2 separate regions of the Mus musculus genome follow, and region 2 is linked to region 1. The links are chromatin loops, found by intact Hi-C in ENCODE. Cell type or tissue: heart. All regions are shown on one strand. Each heading gives the region's core, and the rest is flanking DNA. Links, peaks and the distances in the headings are about the cores only. Region 1 holds the start of Uhrf2 (ubiquitin-like, containing PHD and RING finger domains 2). Region 2 overlaps Il33 (interleukin 33).

Region 1 (9,783 bases), core at 7,284-9,783:
TCAGATGATCTTGGGCCAGAAAGCTGAAGACTGATGCTCCAACTTCCTGACATATTGGGGCTGTATAGGTAGCCAGCTGCCTCTACAGTTTGTCTCAGTTCTGGAAGCTATGTTAGGCTTCCTATATTTTCAGATACTATTAGTTGTTCTTGAATTTCTGATGGGGTTGAAGAGTAGTTATAGTTTCATAGCCAACTCAGACTACTTAACATTGGGAGAATATATTTGAGAGGACAGTTTTCAGATAGTATACAAGCTAAACCAGGGCTTAACTGATACAGAATTGTACACCTTTTTAAAGTTAGGATAGATATCAGAGTGTTCTATTTAATTGACAAAAATGATAGCCTAGATGTTAGATATATCTTATACCTTATAAATTATACAAAATGGTAATAGGTATGCTCAATTTATATTTGAGAGGAAAGAGCCTTTTAACTGAACAAAAAGGGGAAATGTAGGTTGCTGTCTATACGCAGGTGAGGGCAGGCACAAGATAAGGTTAGAGACTGTGACTGGTCAGTGGATAAAAAAGGCGGGCTAAGAGTTTTAGAGATGGGACAGATAGCAACACACAGGGAGAGGGAAGGAAAATGGAAGAAGAGAAGGACAAACCTGAATCGCATGGGTTTAAATAGCTACAGGTAGCTATGAATATCATAGAAGGAATGCATTAATTCAGGACAATTTGTCCAATCTAGGTGAGTAGCTTGTATCAATATCAATTGGCTCAGAGTACATAGTGTGGGCGTTTTGTGGGTTGAGAATTTACTGATATAAATCTGGCTGATAAATTACAAGCCTCTAGAGTTTTAATTTTACTGGGTTACGGGGATTTGTGACAGCTAACAACCGCAGGAGGCAGATGGCTGGGAATGTGAGCAGGGTCAGCAACAAGAGAACTGCGAGTTGGGCTGGGTGCCGCTGCATGGGGACCATGGGAACCTAGGGGGCAGGGAAACCATGTTTCTAGAGCAGAGCCAGCGCTAGTGTGGGTTGCTTTTTTATATTTCACGCAACAGATGTGCTCACAGCTTTTAAAGGGAAGATGTGAACTGTCTTTACAGACTCAAGTGTTTGAACACTTGATCCCCAAGTGGTGGCATGCTTTGGGAAGTTGTGGAACCCTTAGGATATGGGCCCATGGTTATTCTCTCAAGAAACTTGGTAGCTGAAATGGGTAACTGAAATCCCACCTTGGAAGTCTACTTTTTAGGACTAATTCATGGAGCCATATTCTTAGCTTCAACTTTCCCCACTGCTGCCACCAGACAGAACCCTTAATTCATATATACGTTCTGTGGGAAGCCACATACGCCATTACAAGGTGGCGCTGGCTACCGCTGGCCACCACCTATAAGTTTGGGTAAATAACCAATGTGCGCATGTGCAGTAGAGTTTTTTCAGAGTCACTGCCTGGCCCAAGGTATGTAAATGAGGTACTGAATGCATGACCAATCGGGTGTAGGTATGTAAATGAGGCATGTAAATGATGTACTGAATACATAGACCAATCAGGTGTGGACATGTAAATGAGGTACTGAAAACATAACCAATCGGGTGTGAGACACGCCTCTCCTAGGCCTATATAAGCAGTGCCAGTTCTGGGGCTCGGGGTCTTTTCTTGCCTCTGCAATCAAGCTCTCCCAATAAACGTGTGCAGAAGGATCCTGTTGTGGCGTCTGTTTTGCTGGCAAGTAGGGCGCGCACAACATTCAAAGACTAGGAGAATATCCCTAGCAAAAACTTGCAGACCCTAGCACAGTTATTCTTGCAAATGCCCAGAGTCTGTTTAGGAACAGTCCAGTGTACTTACTTAGGAAGCACTGTCAAGATTTTTCTCAAGGGAATTTTGTTCTCTCACTTGGTCAGTAGACTCTGGGCATTTGACCTGGTCTAGTTCTTGAAATTAGGTTGTGTCCCCAATGCAACTCTGATAACAGCTTTCTTCTTTCTCCCTCTTAATTTCTTACATTTTACAAATCAAATAATATACCATTTTCTGCCTGCCTTTTCCCTAAAACAGCCATAAATCTGTGTAGACTAAAGCACTCTCATTGATAACCTGTTATAATAATTATAGCTGTTTTACCTATCAGAATTAGGTGCTGACACTGGTCTCTGTCATTCTGGAACCCTATCATCCTGTAGATATTAGGCAGCCTAATCCCATGGCCACATCTATAAGCATAGCTTGCAGAAAACAGGTATCTCAGTGTTTTAAATAGGCTAATGTACCTAGCATAAGAATATTTTCCATTGTGTCAGGGATGAAAATGCCCCCCTGTTCCTTCCAAGGGAACATAGTAATGAGTTTCCTGGTAAATCCATTCTGATAGTGCTATTTCCCTGATCCGGGTCCCTTCTGCCCAGTGCTATGTCAAGATGTCTGGTAATTTTAGTTCACAGACTATAAGCTCCTAACATGTTCGTGTGTCAATGACTAGAAAGTAGAAACATATTTAAAGAATCTCTAGGTCCTTAGTCATGGAGACTATCCTCGCCAGGGACCTCTCCCCTTCCAGTGCTATGATCACCTCCACCCCCAATATGGCATCTTCAAAACCCACTCCCACACGTTTCTGCTTCCCATCACACATAACTGCCAGATTTGCTACTTGTTTTATAGGTAAGCTATTTACTTCTCAGGCAGAGCCTTCCCTCTCAGGCTGTACTGTAGTGATCCAGGTTACTGGCCTGGAAAGAATAAGATTTGGAGCCAGGCAGTGGTGGTGCACATGTTTAATCCCCAACACTCAAGAAGCAGAGGCAGAAGGGATCTCTGAGTTAAAGGCCAGCATGGTCTACAGAGTTTTGGGATAGCCAGAGCTATGTTAAGAAACCTACTCTCAAACAAAACAAAACAAAACAGCAGAAAAAAAAAAACAGATTTAGTGGAGGCAGTTTTTGAATAGTACAGTTATCATCCTGTTGAATGTCTGCCTCAGTGGGGCTCACAGTCTCAAGGCAAGAGGCTCTGCTCTCCATTGATGAGAGGGATCCGAGAAATCCACTAGCCCACCAACATTCGAGGACGTTTTCAGTTCACCATTCTTGGCTTTGTTCATTCAGAATACCCCCAGCCCAGGTCTCAAAGCCCTCCTCACCATGCGGGTGGTAAGTAGCTTCCATGTGGTATATTCATTCAAGGCGCAAATGTATTTTATACATCGCTGCTATCTTTAGAATTAAATGTGGATGTGATTTTCTAGCCCTTCTACCCTGGGGCCTGACTGCTATCGAGATTTAGGTTTCCAGAGGGTATTTAAGCAAGCAGTTAGCAGTACTTACTGTACTCTTTTCTTTTTATAAGACTTACAAAGGCAGCCACCCATCTCAGAAGCCTTGTGGTTATTATTTCCCACGTACGGATCTCCTTGTTCCTTGACTCTCCTTCCCAGATAACCACAGGCTAATCAGCTGTGGTCTCCCTGCGGGGTTCTAAAGGGCTCACCGTCAACAACGAACCTACTGCCTTCAGTCAAGAAGGTACTCGAAATCCCAGCCCAAAAGTCTGCTCTTTAGGGCTAATTCCTGAATCTGTTTTCTTAACTTCAGTTTCTCCCACTGCTGCCACCAAACAGTGGCAAATCATTTGTGCTAATTTTAATGATGGAGGAAGGAAGCAAGAAGGAAGAAAAAGAAGGGGTGCAGGAAAAGGGAGTCGATGTGACAAAGCTGACTTTACTCACTAAGCTGAGTAAGGTGCACAGCAGCCCAGTGCTGCGGCCCTCTCTAGGACAGACACCTTAGCTTGGAATTGTGGTCAGGAAAACGAAGGGTAGGAAATGACTTGCCGGTTCCCTCCCAATTTCCATCTCTCCTTAGTCATCTTTGCCTCCTGTACAATGGTACATCCTTACCCACTGGATCCAGATGAGTAAGGTGGGACCCGAGAGCTCTTGCCACAAGCATCCGAGAACCCTGGGGTTCAGGGAGTGATGTGCACATATGGAGGTGTAAGAGCTAGGATTGGTACGGCCGTTAAAACAAATGGGAAGCCGGCATTATCTCTATGAGAGCTGTGCAAATTTGGTGGCAAGCCTGTTTACCCACTAAGCTGTCTCTCCAGACACATACACACACACACACACACACACACACACACACACACACACACACACACACAACTAGTCCACAGATTAAGACAGATCTTTTAAAAGGAGGGTGTTGCATCCAAAATATGCTCCTTGAGGGTTGCAATTATTGTGATTGCTCATGGGAGAAAAATGATGGGTGAGAAAGGGAATATGGTCCAGGGGCTTGGATGTGGCTTGATGGCAGAGCACCGTCCTACCAGAAGGGCCTGGAGTCCACCCAGCACCCCTGAGGGAATAACATTGGTTGAAATTGATGCCCATATTATGCAGTGCTAGCAAATATGCCAAATGAAATTTAATTGTCAAAAAGGAAAGAAAGAAAGAAAGAAAGAAAGAAAGAAAGAAAGAAAGAAAGAAAGAAAGAAAGGAAGGAAGGAAGGAAGAAAAGAGAGAGAGAGAGAAAAGAAAGAAAAGAAATTCAGAGAGAGTAAGTGTGGTGTGGCAGACAGCATGCCCTTGTCAGAGGTTGCTCAGTGTATGAGGTTGTTTGACACCAAGCTTGATGACTGAGTCCAGGCTCACATGTTAGAAAGAAAGAGCCAACTCCAGCTGGTGAGGAAGGAGTGTTCTCTTAATTCCACGTGTATGCTATAACACACATACAAAATAAATAAATGTAAATAGAGTAACATCGAACAGAATGGTCTTAGAAATCGGATGTGGACTCATTTGTGTCCTCTCCTCTATTTTTACATATTAGTATATTGTCGGTCCACATCTGCTCTGCCACAGGCACAGCCTCCTGGGGAGGCAGAATGCTGGGAGTTTGACTCTGCTTGCCCCACAATGCTGTCGGGGTGGGTGCTGGGCTGTTTGGAATCACTAAGTCACTGCTCTGGGGGTGGGAAAGCACAGTCTTGTGGGGAAGCTGGAGCTGGCTCAGGCGTCCCTGGGTCTGTGATGAGGCCAGGGCCATGGGGTTCTCAGACTCTTGGACATCCAGGAGCTGCTGGAAATCGCAGAAGATCAGAAAATGGAGTTGGGGACTCACTGGCTGGGGATGGGGGGGCAGTGTCTAGTGAGGGGGAGATAAGGGAAGTGGGGAGGGGAGCCCTGGCTTGTCCCCGTGGGTGATTGTACTTCGTTTAGCAGTGGCAGTCTTGGTGGAGATAGTGGCTAGGAGCGCAAAGAAACCTTCTATGGCGAGAATAAAGCTGCAGCTCTGTAGACAAAGGCCTTCCCCAGGTTCCTCATGGCAGATTTGACAAGAGACGGTCATGGTTCCAAACACTTTATTGCTTGTTCATGGTGGAAAATGGATGCATAATGTACCATAATGCATTTACCACTTTTCAGGGTAGGCCTGAGATTAAATACCTTTTGCAGAGAGGAATATCCAGGAAGGGAAGCTTATTGGCTAAGCCCTCAGGGCCTCTAGGTACCTCATTAGCATGGAGAACTCTGTTTGGAGCCTATGCGACCTTAGGACTCATTTCTTTTATGTGAGAAGCATGGCACATGCTCCAGCCCAGGAGTCTGACAGGGAGCAGGAAGTCGCCTAAATCTCAGGTGTGTCGCCCCCTCCCACCCCCAACCCGAGTCTCCAGGTTTCAGCCTGCTCTACTTTACCAAACTTCCTGGCATGATTTTACGTCCCACAATTTATGTCCCACGGCATATTAAAATTAATGTTTTGAAATCTAGCTCCTCGTATGACAATGTATGGAGATAGAGGCTTTAATGAGACAAGGTTACATAAAGTTGTTAGGATGGGTCCTAATCCAATATGGCTGCTATCCATGTTAGAAGAGAGCAAGACCTGGGAACCTTGCTGTTTTGAACACAACTAACCTATGACAGAGAGGTAGACATGTGAGTGGTGTCTTAAAAAAAAAGTTTATTGTTCTCACATAATGGGAGGATATGAAATTGGATACAATCCTAGCATGATGCAATGGATTTGAGAACAGTCAGGGTTACATGAGATTTTCAAATAAGCAAGAAAGAATGAAGACCAAAGAACAATAACAACAAAAGCCTTTAACCAGACCAAAGTCTTACACTGGGCTTTCTTCCTGATTAATCTCTAAGAGAGCAGCAGAAACATCCTTTGTGGCATCTCTGTGCAGATCAGCCCTAAGAACAGGGAAGTGATTGATACTTTCATTTATACCAGCAATAGGCAGAAGATAAACCCCTACTTTTTCTTAAGAGGATCTCTAACTGTGGAATTGTAAGCATATAAAAATGTAACATATGAGCAAACGGTAAATGTTCAAACCCCGCCCGCCCCCCCCCCCCCAGCTGACATGGTCAACTCTTCAGGTTATAACTTCCCACCCAATATCCCCTTATTCTCTTCCCTATCCGTACCACCTATTTCTCTCTCTCTCTTTTTTTTTTAAGATTTATTTATTTATTATATGTAAGTACATTGTAGCTGTCTTCAGACACACCAGAAGAGGGCATCAGATCTCATTACGGGTGGTTGTGAGCCACCATGTGGTTGCTGGGATTTGAACTTCGGACCTTCGGAAGAGCAGTCGGGTGCTCTTATCCACTGAGCCATCTCACCAGCCCCCCCCACCTATTTCTCTATTCGCCAAAATGTAGGCATCTCTATCAAGCCAAAAGACTTTCCTCCTCTCAGAAACTCCTTCTTCCCTTCACTCTCTTAGACAGTTCTTTTCAACTACCAGGCATCTCCACTGTAGGCACATTTGAGATATATTTCAAATGCCACACAACTCAAATGGAACTCATTCCATTTTCTTCCCTTTTCACATTCACAAATTCTACAACTTTCAGGAGCTGGGTTTCCTAGAACACTCAACAATTTATTCTTCTCACTATCTCTAATTTTTCCAAAATGGACAACAGTTGGCTCTTGGCTAAATTTCAGCCTCTCTCACCTTCCCACAGCTTGCTTTTTTCCCTAAGGCCTCCTTCCGCACTCTGTTCTATTGTCATTCTAAATACTTAAACACATCAATGCACATTTCAAAAAGCCCAGGTTTCCCCGGGAGGCCTACAAAAGTCTTTGAATGCTAATGTTCACACTTGCCCTTCATTATTTAGTCAACCTCTCTCAGAAGTGTAGTGTCTTCTGATGTGTGAAAATGCACTCCCAGTCTTTGCTTAAGCACCCTATCTTCTTTGAATATTCCCAGTTTATCTAAATTCTCTTAATAACAAAAGCTCTAAAATACCTTCTTGTGTGCTACTAAGGGAGTGGCAAGGAAGCTAACATTCCCTCGGTGTTTATGAGCACTATTTTACCTGGAGGAAATTGAAGCAGTTTGTTCAAGATCACAGTTAAACAGAAAGACTGCAATTCTCGCGCGTCCCAACCCGTGAGCCCAAGACTCAAGGCTTCAGACTGCAGCACACCGTTGGCAGTGCACCACGAATAACAGCCCGAGACCCTAGCATATCCTTGTAACAACAAATAGTTGATCCCTTCATGGGTCAGATTAGATGTTCTCAGATGTATCTGTTGCCTTATCAACTAAATGTTTTAGTTAACTAGGAAGCTGTCGAGGTAACTTAGAGGCTCTAGGTATATATATATATATTCATATCTCGAGCTGACGCACATTTCACTCTTCCTGTATTTCCATTTAGGCCATCTTGACTAATCAATTTGGTTGTTACAAAGTTGTGCCTCTTATCCTCATGGGAATGATTAGTACTGACATTACGGATACCGGTGAATGTAAGATAATGCGTTTGCTTTGCTTTCTCTCTTAAGTCTTCCATTTTTGGATGGGTCCCCTGAGTGTGGGGGCCGTATCCCGCCCTGGGATCTCCGGATTTTTGGATCGGAGGTGTACAGTCCTGCAAAGCCAGGATCCCTGCGGCTAAAGGCGCCCTTAGCGCAGAAGGCCCACTCGGTCAGGTCCAGCTCCCGCTCCGGCTCTCCGGTCGGGAAACGTGGGTGCGAGGCCTCTGCCCTGGGGCCTCCCGGAAGCGGGTTTCCTCGGCGGGAAGCACGTCCATCAAGCCGACGCGCCCCGGGAGAGGCCGCGTGGCGGGCGCACACCCTGGTGTGAAGTCTCGGGAACGTAGGCTGCATCCCCATTTCTTGCTCACGCCAGCGCGCAGCACGGCTAGCTATTGTTCGTGCGTTTTTGAGACCATGGAGTCTAGGCCTCAGGAGACTGCGAGGTGACCAACGACAACGAGGGCACAGGGCGAGCTGGCCTCGGCGAGCCTGCCCAACCCCGCCCTCCTCCGAGTAACGGCTCTGGAGGCCCCGCCCCCTCCCATATTAGCGCCCCCCAGGCTGTGCGTGGGGCGGAGCCCCGCGTGGATCTCGCGAGATCCGGGTTGGCGCCGTGACCTCCATGTGGGAGCTGCATCTCTATAAGTAAACAGTGCGCGCCGCCGAGCCATGGCTCCTTCCTATTTGTGAGGCGCGGGCTGCGCTCGCACCTCGGGCGGGTTCCGGTTTCCTTCCACCGAGGAGGGGCGGGCGGGCGGTCGCGCGGTCTAAGAGCGTCAGTCCTCGCCCGCACCCGCGTTCGCCGAGTCGCCGCCGCAGAGAACCGGATCCTCCCGGGGAGGCGGCGGGGACCGGGCGGGGCGCGGCGCGGCGGCCCGAGCGCAGGGCCAGACAAAGGGGCTTGGTCCCCTGTCCCCGTGCCGCCGCGATGTGGATCCAGGTCCGCACCATCGACGGCTCCCAGACGCGCACCATCGAGGACGTTTCTCGCAAAGCCACCATCGAGGAGCTGCGCGAGCGGGTCTGGGCGCTCTTCGATGTAAGGCCCGAGTGCCAGCGCCTGTTCTACCGGGGCAAGCAGGTGAGGCGCCCCGCGGGGAGCCCGGGCGCGAGCAGCCGGCGCCCCGGGACGAGGCTGGGTGTCCAGGGCTGCGCCCCGCTGTGCTCGGGATGGGCCGCTGGCGGGGCGCGGGATGCGGGGCCTGGAGCTCGGGCCTGCGGCTGCCCCCCCCCTCCCCCCAAGCGCGCCTAGCGGGTCGGAAGGTGCGGGACGCGGTGTTGTCGCTGGCAGCGGCCACGGACATAGCCTCCGAGGGTCCTGGGGGATCCTCTTCCCGCCTTTGGGGGGGGGGGGGATCGGAGCCTGGAAAGGCAACAGGCTCCGGCAGCCATGCCGGGGCGCGGGAGGGACGAGCTGGCTTTATTCGCAGCGCCGTCTCCGACTCCTCTAAGGACTTGCTTCTTTTCCGTGCCCCCGGCTCCTAGATGCGACGTGGAAAGGGAAGCACCTTATCCCTGTTTCCTCACTAGAAGGATTTGAACACTGAACATCGGAACGGTGGTAGAATGCGTGCCCCTCCTTCCTTGTCGTCAGTCTCAGACTGGGGATTTGTTCTGTAAAAGATCAGAGACCTCTAATTTAAGGAACGATGTTTGTAACCTGAAGTCGGGTTTAAGTCTGTTGAATATACGGACAGATTATTTCCCCATAAACTTTACCTCTCATCTTTGTGTGTCCCCTAAGTTCGGGCTTTCAACTCAAACCTTTCAGCATAATCAGCAGTAATTCAAAAAAAGCCAGAAAGTTGTGTTGGGCCACAAGGGTGCTTGTGGGCATCTCCGTTAATTTTAAGTAAGGCTCTGCCTGATGAGGCTAAGACGTTTCCTATCCAGTAAGTCTCAGAGTCTTATGATTAGACACCCAGACCCACATTGTTTTTCTTGCCTTTGTCTTTAGTCCACTAAAAAAGTTGGCATCCTGCAGTCAGTTGACCACAGTTTGGCTCCAGTCCTGAGTTT
Region 2 (9,783 bases), core at 3,724-6,223, 82 kb before region 1:
TACTCTTTTTCTTTGGATGGCACATCACAGAGTCAGAAAATCACAAAGTACAGTGAATGTTTAACACGTTAAAAGCTTCCTGCTATCAGCCAGGCATGGTGGTATATGCACTTTAATCTCAGCACTTGGAGGCAGAGGTAGATGAATCAATCCCTGTGAGTTCAAGACCAGCCTAGTCTACATGGAGAATTCCAGGCCAGCCAGGGCTACATAGTGAAACCCTTGCTTCAAAAAATAAAATAAATAAATTTTAGAAGTTTCTCGATATCAGTGTTCCTTATTCTATTCGCAGGCCTCTGCACACTGCTCCCAACATAAACACTAAAGCTTGATTTTGTCTAAACTGGATTGCAAACATAATTGGAACAAGCAGTTGAAAACAATAGCATACATATATACATATATATGTATATATATAAAAGTGTATATATAAACATATACACATATACATACAGTATATATATATATATATATGTATATATATACACACATATATATTGAGGCTGGTCTCAAAATCACAAAGATATATTGACTTCTGCTTCCAGGGTGCAGGGATTAAAAGTCTGTGTTACCATACCTCACCACAACTTACATTTCTATGCTAACAGTAATCATGAATCAATCAAAAATCCAAGTATAAAATGTTAAATAATGAGCCGGGTATTGGTGGCACACGCCTTTAGTCCCAGCACTCGGGAGGCAAAGGCAGGTAGATTTCTGAGTTCGAGACCAGCCTGGCCTACAGAGTGAGTTCCAGGACAGCCAGGGCAACACAGAGAAACCCTATCTTGAAAAACCAAACAAATAAAAAAAATGTTAAATAATAAATATTAGAAAATAGCATAAGCAAATCTTTTAGTCATAGATGCAAAAGATATCCTAAGTTGAGACACAAAACCCACAATTTTAAAATGAAAGTATTGAATATTTCTATATGATATTTAGAAATTAGATATTTCCACACAAAATTTATAAATTGAAATTTCATTTAAAAATCCAATAAATAGTACCAAGGGACAATGTTTCAATTAACATTGCTGACGGGGTTACTTTCTTAACTTAGAGACTGTATCTCATTATTGTGATAAAATTCCTGGTAGAAGCAACAGTAAGAAGATAGGGAAGATAAGGTTCATTGCAGCTCACAGGTCAGGTGGTACAGCCCATCACGACTGAGAATGCACGGCAGCAGGAATTCTGATATAGCTGGTCACGTGGTAGCCTCACCCAGCAAACAGAAAGCTATGAAAGGTGGTGTTCAGCTCACTTTCTCCTTTTTATTCAGCCGAAGACCCTAACACTCAGAGTAGTGTCCACAAAATATTTCTATTCTTTAGAAAGATAAGTGTGTCAAAGGTGACAAGATGTATTGCCACCTCAGGGTGGGGAGGGGAGAATGGGAGCAGGGGCGGGGAAACTCATGCAGACTGTTGACCAACTACAAACCAACATAGACTTTTGGAAGTCACATGGAAATAACTATTAAATCACGAGGTGCATGCACCTCTTGATCCAGAGGTAAATTGCAAATTAATTATAAATTAATGTTAGCAAGGAACTTCAACATTTTCTAAGAATCGTGCACATGCACCACCCCACTTTGGCTGGAATACTAATGTCAAGGGAACAGAAAGGAGAAGCCTAGAAAGAGCCCAGTGTTAAGCACTAAGGAACTGGTTTATTTTAACTTACAAGATTGAAAGCAGAAAACACTCAGGATCCAGGGTTCATTTTAGAGAACGGAAAACACCGGCTCAAGAAAACACCGGCTCAAGAAGCATTTGCAGTAGGATTCCACTTCCCAATTAGAAACAGATACACAGGGCTGTTGAGATGGCTCAGTGGGTAAGAGCACCCGAGTGCTCTTCCAAAGGTCCAGAGTTCAAATCCCAGCAACCACATGGTGGTTCACAACCATCTGTAACAAGATCTGACACTCCCTCTTCTGGAGTGTCTGAAGACAGCTACAGTGTACTAACATATAATAAATAAATAAATCTTTAAAAAAAATTTTTAAAAAAAGAAAAGAAACAGATACGTGTGTGACATAGCCCCATAGAGGAAAGAAAAAACTTGAGAGCATAGATACTTTCTAGACATTTACATATTTTCTAAGGGCACGCATATATCCTTTTTACAATCAGAAAAATATTTACCTGAAAGAAAGAAACAAAAGAACAAAACAAAACAACAAAACAAACAAACAAAAAACCAACTTTCTCCAGCAAAGGCATCACTGAGCATCTGTTTTAAAAGTTACATTTAAAAGCCAGTAATTAAGTATATCTCTGAAAGGACGGGTCTGTGGGGAATCTGTCTCCTGGGAACAGCTACACACCCTCACATTCCATTCATATCGCTCCATTTGCATAACTTTACTCATCAGCTTCTGTTACCAAAGTTGTTTAATCTGAGCTACCATATAAATAGAACTGAAGCGCGACTGTGTTAGCTCTCCACCGGGGCTCACTGCAGGAAAGTACAGCATTCAAGACCAGCTATTTCCTGTCTGTATTGAGGTGAGTGCCAGGTCAATCTCTCTGTTTCTGAGGGGAACCAATAGTAGCATCTATCAGCTCTCAAATGATTCTGATATAAAGAGAGAAAAGACTTGTTACTGGAGAAAGTGGCTTGTTTATCAGAATGGGATTTGAAACCAGTTCTGGGTTATACTTTTAGTTCTGCAATTGTGATAAAGATGCTGACAGTCTTGGTCGATGTATCTGTCCTTAATGCTCACTCCTTAGTTTCTTATCTGTTCAACCACGCAGGCTAGTAGTCCTTTAGAGCAAAGTTCTTCTACATGAGTTTGCTCAAGCTCGTCCAAGGGAGGACGAAAGGGAAGGGAAGGTTAGGAGATCAAATAATTAACTGAAGATAGAGAAAGGCAAAGGCAGGCAGGGCGTCTCAGTGAGGGGCTGCTGGTATTGTTATTATGTTAACATGCATGAACTCTAAGTCTCCAAGAAGAGAGGCTATCGACTGCAACACACAGGTTTATTTAAAAGACAATTTTAATGACTAGAAAAACATTGTTTCTAGGACACATGCACCCTCTGGTGAAAGAGAAAACAGAAATCAGCACTGTTTCAGGAAGCAGCTCAGAAGCTCAGCACTAGCAGTGAGCAAGGGACCTCAATTCCTCCTGGTACAGGCAGGCTATTATTTAAACTGTTTCCTGCCCAACTGAAAATCTGACCTTTATGTGGTTAGCTAATCCTATTACCCCACACAGAAGGCTTAAAAATTAACTATTCTGTAAAAGCTATAACTCTGCTTTAAAGGAAATTATGTATTCTGAGCCAGAAAGGATGACTGACCATTGTGGCTTAGTAGTATGGATTCAAGTTACCCTAAATGATACATTCCTAAGTGAAAGCCATTACATTAAGGGTTTCAGGCAAAGAATAAAGGCCACCATACACCAATGTATTCAATAACTGCATTAGTCATAACACGTTCGACACACAGAAGACACAAGAAGGAGGAGGTCTCTCTTGTAGGTTTTGAATGCTTGCAGCTTCTTAGCTTTGTGCTATGCATAAACAGCCCATTCTGAGAGTATCAAATCAGATGCCATTATTAAAAGAAATGGCTGTTTACACAAAAAGCCTAAGACAGCCAGAGATAAAGTTTGGCTCTTGATCATTGACCAATGATCAAGACAATGACAATATTTTACTCAGTGAACGAGAAGAGTACGTGGGATTATTTAACCCAGCCGCAGCTTCTTCAGGGAACTCTGCCTTATGTTAGTTAACATCTTCCGAAATTTATTATTACTATTTCAAGAATATTAATATTTCAAGAAGCTGGCCATTTGCTTTGAGTATAAGAAGGGCTGAGTGTTTGAAATAAAATACCAAGTTCTAATCCACCCGACTCCCACCCCCCAAGCCGCACCCCGCACCTCCTCGAAGTTGTCAACTGATGCAGTTGTTGGATGTATTGGCTGGCATATGGTTGCCTTTGTTCTTTGCCTGAAAGCCTTCATGCGACTGCTTTCCGCTTAGGAGTGCATTGTTTAGGGAAACTTGAATCAATGCTACTAAGCCATGATCAGCTATCATCGCTGGCTCAGAATAAATGGTTCCCTTCAAAGCAGAGTTGTAACTTTTATAGAGTAGTTAATTTTTAATCCTTTTGAACAAAAGAGAGAGAGAGAGAGGATGATAATGGAGGGAGAGAGAAGAGATAACAGTTTTAGTTTCATTGGGGGGGTGGTACAGGATAAGAGATAAGTTCTACTTTCATTCTTCTACACATGGATATCCAGCTCTCCCAGTTTAAAAAAATTTTTAAGGCTATATTTTTCTGATGTGTTTTTGATGCCACTAGCAAGAATTAGACGGTTCTATTGGCCTGAGTATGACATAATTATATTTTGATTTTTAAAAAATTTAAGAAAAAATAGACAATGTGTTAAGGTTGAAACAGTGTGGGGAAGATAACAAGATTTAAAACTCAAATGTAAAAGAAGTAGATAAAATTAGACAGAAGAGGGATAAAAATGTTTTTAAAAATCAAAATAATAAGTAATAGTTTTAAATGAGAGGAAAATAAAAAGAGAGACGGAAGCACCTTTCCGGGTCTGTGAGCAGAGGGCAGAGGGCTAGAGCTTGCTCCCACTAAGCTGGCTAGAATAGCGAGGCCAGTTGAGAGCACCCATCCTCAGCCTCAGGGCTGTGTTTACTCTAGACTGTAAAAGCGTAGATGCTTTCTTCCTTTGCACTTATGGGGCCATGGCATCCCCCGACGATGTCTACATTCCTTAGGCTTGGGCAGGTTATCATTCACTGAGGCTCTCTGGAGTCCGCGACTGTGGCAAAGTCCACCTAGTTCACCTCAGAATGAAGGGAGCAAACGGCTCTCCTAGTTATGTCCAGATGGAAGAGCAATCAGCCTGTCCTGGTTTATAAGTAATCTTCAGCTACCTGCTTGGAGGCCTCAGTCATCCCCAATCCCAGGAGCTGAGTAGTCCTCGCCACCAGAGGGCGGGAGCACTGATCACTGTGTCTTCCTTCCTCAACTGAGCAGGCTCCCCGTAATTGAAACTTCTCATTGGTTCGTTCATCCGAACCAATCCCTTCCAGGATTGCCTCATAGCCGGTCACTATGGCAGCGTTCCCAGGCATCCTGATTTGGCACCTGTCTGTATTTTCTGATCTTCAGAGTTGCTGCTGGTCACAACACTTTTAAACTACCGGAGAGTGACGGTGTGGCGTCTTTACTCTAGGCAGCAGTGGACAGGAACTCGCCCTTAGACCTAATTTCTGCCCTGGCTTGTGAGAACTGTACTGTTAACCATGGGTTTCTCCCGCTGCGCTGCGAGCAGCGCAATTCTATTCTTCTGGTAGCCTAAACCCAGATGAACTTGTGATTGTTGCTCCCTCCCTCCTAATCCTTCCCAGTCCCTCTCCCCATCCCCCACCAATGCCTGGAACCGGGACTGGAGCTCTGGACTGCTTCCTACTTCGTGTTATCTTTTTGTTTCTCCATGAGTTTTAATTGCCCTGTTGTTTTTGTTGTTGTTTTGGTTTTCCCCCTTTATGCCCAGTGATTTCTCCACTAGATCTCCTTGGGCTTTGGTTTGTCCTTTGTTACCCTGGTCTTTGAACTTGTGAGAAAATCGGCAACCTTACTCCATTTATTCTTGAGGAACCATGCTTAATCTTGATCACTGCCTGCCATTACTCTTTTTAAACATTCAGCTGGTGCCAAATCTGACCCGAGGAAACCCTCCACGGTGGCTCCCACATGCTTTTGACACAAACTCATTTAGTTTTTTAATAGCTGGACGTTTTCTGGCATAACGTGTTTTATGGTCATTATTACTTTCCTGACCACGAATCTGGAGTCAAAGTTCCTTCCAGTGGAGAAAATATTTAGAAAATAAAATGTGTACACACACTGCTTGTTTAATACTGACTCAAATCTAACATCGCAGGGCATTTGCCTTGGCTTCTGAGTTACGTATTTATATTTCTTACCCCCCTACAGTGAGAAATCATACAAGATCAGTATCGCTATTTTTTTTTTTTTTTTGCTATATACTACAACAAAACAGTACTGAGATTTCAACACAAACATGGCATTAACACTAAGACTACTCAGCCTCAGATTTCTCTGTGCTTTCATTACTTTATTCTTTGATTCTATGGCTAGATTCTAGCCTAAATGTAGAGTCAGAATACTATGCTGAATTTTATTCTCCCCCCTCCCCCCTGTATGGCTATCAGTTTCATGGTGAGATAGCCAAGGTTGCTTCTGATGACTTCAGGTCCATATAGTTGGATTAATGTTATATTTCAATCCCACAGAAACCTGAAAAATGAGACCTAGAATGAAGTATTCCAACTCCAAGATTTCCCCGGCAAAGTTCAGCAGCACCGCAGGCGAAGCCCTGGTCCCGCCTTGCAAAATAAGAAGTAAGAGCGCTCTCTTTAACCACTATTAAATCTATTATCAAATATTTGTTATTTCAACATGAAGACGGGCGACCTTACCAAAAACTCTCAAGTATACAAGAGCTGAAAAGAAAGAGAGACAGCTTGTTGTTTTCTTAAACAGACTTCACAGCATCACCGTTGTTATTTGGTACAACATAGGACAGTTGACCACTTATTCTTGGACTAGTAACAAGAAGGGTAGCAGAGCTCTGGTGGACAGAACGGAAGTTAGAGGGTGATGGGAAAGGAAAGCGATGTCCCCTTCTGCCCTTCCCGAGGTGCTGGACTGCTCACACACTTCTTTCAAAGCCAGGATTTAAAAGAAAAAAAATTGACAGTGGTTTCTGAATGGCCAGAAAAAAATCACAGTTAAATTAATCCTTTCATTTGCAGTTATGTCATAATGCTCTGTGCAGATATAATGACTCAGTGCAAGTGACTCGGTGTTCCCAAGTTTCCTCCTATTAAAGAATGCACTGTCTTCAGATCCAAGAAAACGAGGCCCTTTATCGGCACTGCCTTGTGGAGTAGACATGCCAGAATGCCTGACATTGGTGCCCGCGCTTGCTTCGAATACTGAGATCTTACAATTCACATGTTCTAGTTTTCATCTCCATCTCACCCTGGAATACTATTTACGATGTCCAGAACACAATGGACTTTTCTGCATGGGACTTAAATTTTTCTTGGGCTAAGTAAAATGAGAATTAACAAATAACTCGTTAATCTTTTTAGTTCCGTTGCCTGAATTTGCATTTGACTGCTCCCTCAGATGGCAGTGCTCACTTACTTCTTCCCCTACCAAATAAGACTCTGTGTAGCTCACACTGATCTGGAAACTCGCAACCCTCCTGCTTTAGCCTCTTGGGTACTGGGACTAGAGGCACGACCACATCTGGCCAGTGGTCCTTTTCTTTGATGGAGGTAGAGTCTAATGAGTAGCTTTGATATTAAAGATATTGCATTAATTAATTTTACACCGCTATGGCCAAATACCCAGCAGAAGCAACATAAAGGCTTCATAGCTTAGAAGATACAGGCCATTAGGATACAGCAGGGATGGTGGCTGAACCAGTTTGATCTCTGGTAGCCTTAGCTTCCAGGGACTTCTCATATGGCACCGCCCAAGAGTGGGAGATGAAGGACCAGGCTATAATCTGAGACTGTCCCCCACGGTCTAGGTATATCAGCAAGGCCCCAAAAGTTTCACAATCTCCCAAAGAGTTTCACTAGTTTGGGACCAAGTGCTCAAGGACAAGATTCTGTGGGAACATTTAACTGTAACACACTTCTTAGCACAACTCTGAGCTATGTAATTTTGGGCAGTGCCATGAACCCTAAAAGCCTCGAATTATCATTGTAAAACTAAGATAAAACTTTGCAAGATAATCATGAATGGCTAAGTTAAAAGACACATAAAAGTAATTAGCAGAGTGTTTGGCCTCGTTTTTATATGCAGTCAATGGCAGTTCTTTTAGTATCAATAACCTTTATGGCTTACAGCCATCCTCCAAAAATTATGACGAGCAGAAATCTCCTATGGATGTTAACGTGCCCCTCAGTTAGGCAAAGATTGGTCCATACTGAATGTAGACTTGGTCCTTCAAATGGAATTATGAAAACAAAACACCAAAAAAAAAAAAACCCAAAAAAAAACAAAAAACCCCAAATTTCTAAAGACCTAATGTCTTTAGACCATGTGGCAGCAAAATGCAACTCCAGCCTCTTGTCTATCAAATCCCAAGGTCTGGAACGGCTCATTTTAAAAGGCAAATTGATTGAATTCAGAACCACTCAAGGCATTCGTGAGGCATGTCTTTAGGTATGTGTCTATGACAGCATTCTCTGGAAAGGATTGGCTTAGACCCACCCTGAAAATGAGTAGCTGCGACATCCCCTGGGCTGGATCCAGAACTAATTAAGGAGAATACGGATATAGACACACCTTCCCTCCATAAAGAACCTGAGACACAAGCAAAACTAATCCCTTTCTCCTTTAAGTTGCTGCTTGTCAAAGACTTGGTCACAGTAAGGAGAAAAGACTATTTCATTTTGCATATCCTATCTGTGGCTTGCTGTAAAATTAATGAAGTTAACTAAGTAGTGCTGTTCCAGCCTCTGTTGGAGGCACGTGTATATTATAGGATATGACCTACATAAATCTACCTCTTTTTTTCCTATTGTTAGGATCCCAACAGAAGACCAAAGAATTCTGCCATGTCTACTGCATGAGACTCCGTTCTGGCCTCACCATAAGAAAGGAGACTAGTTATTTTAGGAAAGAACCCACGAAAAGATATTCACTAAAATCGGGTAAGTACATTTCTGGAAAGACTGATGGGCATCTATTTGCTTTTACTTTCCATACACACACACACAACACACACACACACACACACACACACACACACACACACACACGCACACACACACACAATTGTTTTTCTTACCTAAATTCTCCTTGAGGAAAAGAATACAGATGATAATGTGTTGGCCATTTTAGAAAGGGTTTTTCTATTTTAGAATTTCTAAATAAATATTCAAAAAGTCTATTCTAGAATCCACTTTAGAAATGGATACACTGGTGAGTAAAAACAGAAGACACAAGATTATGTGTAAATATGTAATCATGTGGTGTGATATTTTGTAATATAGAGGAAACAAACTAAATGGTTCATAGTGGCTGCTTTGGAAGGCAGTAACTGTGGTGAGTGGCTTTCTGTTTATTTGTTTGTTTGTTTCTTCCTTTGGTGTGCTCTACTGGAGTGCAAATGGTCTTCACTTTACGTCATTATTAAGGAGGAATTGATCCCATTAGACCATTGGGTGGCCACAGCCCTAGGATCACTTACCACCGTCGCCATATTGGCCATCAAAAAAGATAGCATATTGGCACAATGAAGATTGCTGACTCAGCCCAAGCCCCACTACTGTCTTGCAGGTACCAAGCATGAAGAGAACTTCTCTGCCTATCCACGGGATTCTAGGAAGAGATCCTTGCTTGGCAGTATCCAAGCATTTGCTGCGTCTGTTGACACATTGAGCATCCAAGGTATGACTGGTCATAGGGGATGTGTGGGGTGAGGTGGGAGATAGCACATGGGGCCTTGGCAAGGGCTATTGCATAGAGCAAACTCAGGAGTATGTCTTCATATGTATTAGAAACGTTTGTTTCCTGCTTGGGTACCAGTTCAGTGGTTATCCAAATTGGGTGTGGTGGAGCTGTGCCTATTTAATCTATGGTTAGCATTCCACTTGTATTTTGAAATACTTGCTATAGGTTGGGAGCATGTCTTCATCAGTCCTGATAAATGTAATATCCTTGGAGAGAGGA

The links. Hi-C counts contacts between places; a loop is a spot of excess contacts. Peaks named below come from ENCODE experiments on the same cell type or tissue, not always from the same donor. Only the 100,000 strongest peaks of a DNase experiment are listed, where the experiment ranks them.
Region 2: it touches region 1 in a loop (2.0-fold over the local background); 3 of 42 quality-filtered maps call a loop at or near these places.

Annotation. Positions count from the first base shown.
Region 1 is chr19:30,022,087-30,031,869 of GRCm38, forward strand. Uhrf2 (ubiquitin-like, containing PHD and RING finger domains 2) reads left to right here and starts at 8,427. Exons shown (of 16, transcript NM_144873.2): 1 at 8,427-8,845. The coding sequence starts at 8,693. In heart, for the core only: a CTCF peak has its summit at 8,254; a DNase peak (open chromatin) is centred at 8,355; H3K4me3 peaks cover 2,219 bases; H3K27ac peaks cover 2,500 bases.
Region 2 is chr19:29,943,340-29,953,122 of GRCm38, forward strand. It overlaps Il33 (interleukin 33), which reads left to right. Exons shown (of 8, transcript NM_133775.3): 2 at 6,321-6,428; 3 at 8,637-8,762; 4 at 9,391-9,501. The coding sequence starts at 6,332. Among named protein-coding and RNA genes, the nearest start is that of Gm41832, 21 kb to the left of the region's middle. In heart, for the core only: a CTCF peak has its summit at 4,988 (motif pointing right); a DNase peak (open chromatin) is centred at 5,022; H3K4me3 peaks cover 1,116 bases; H3K27ac peaks cover 633 bases.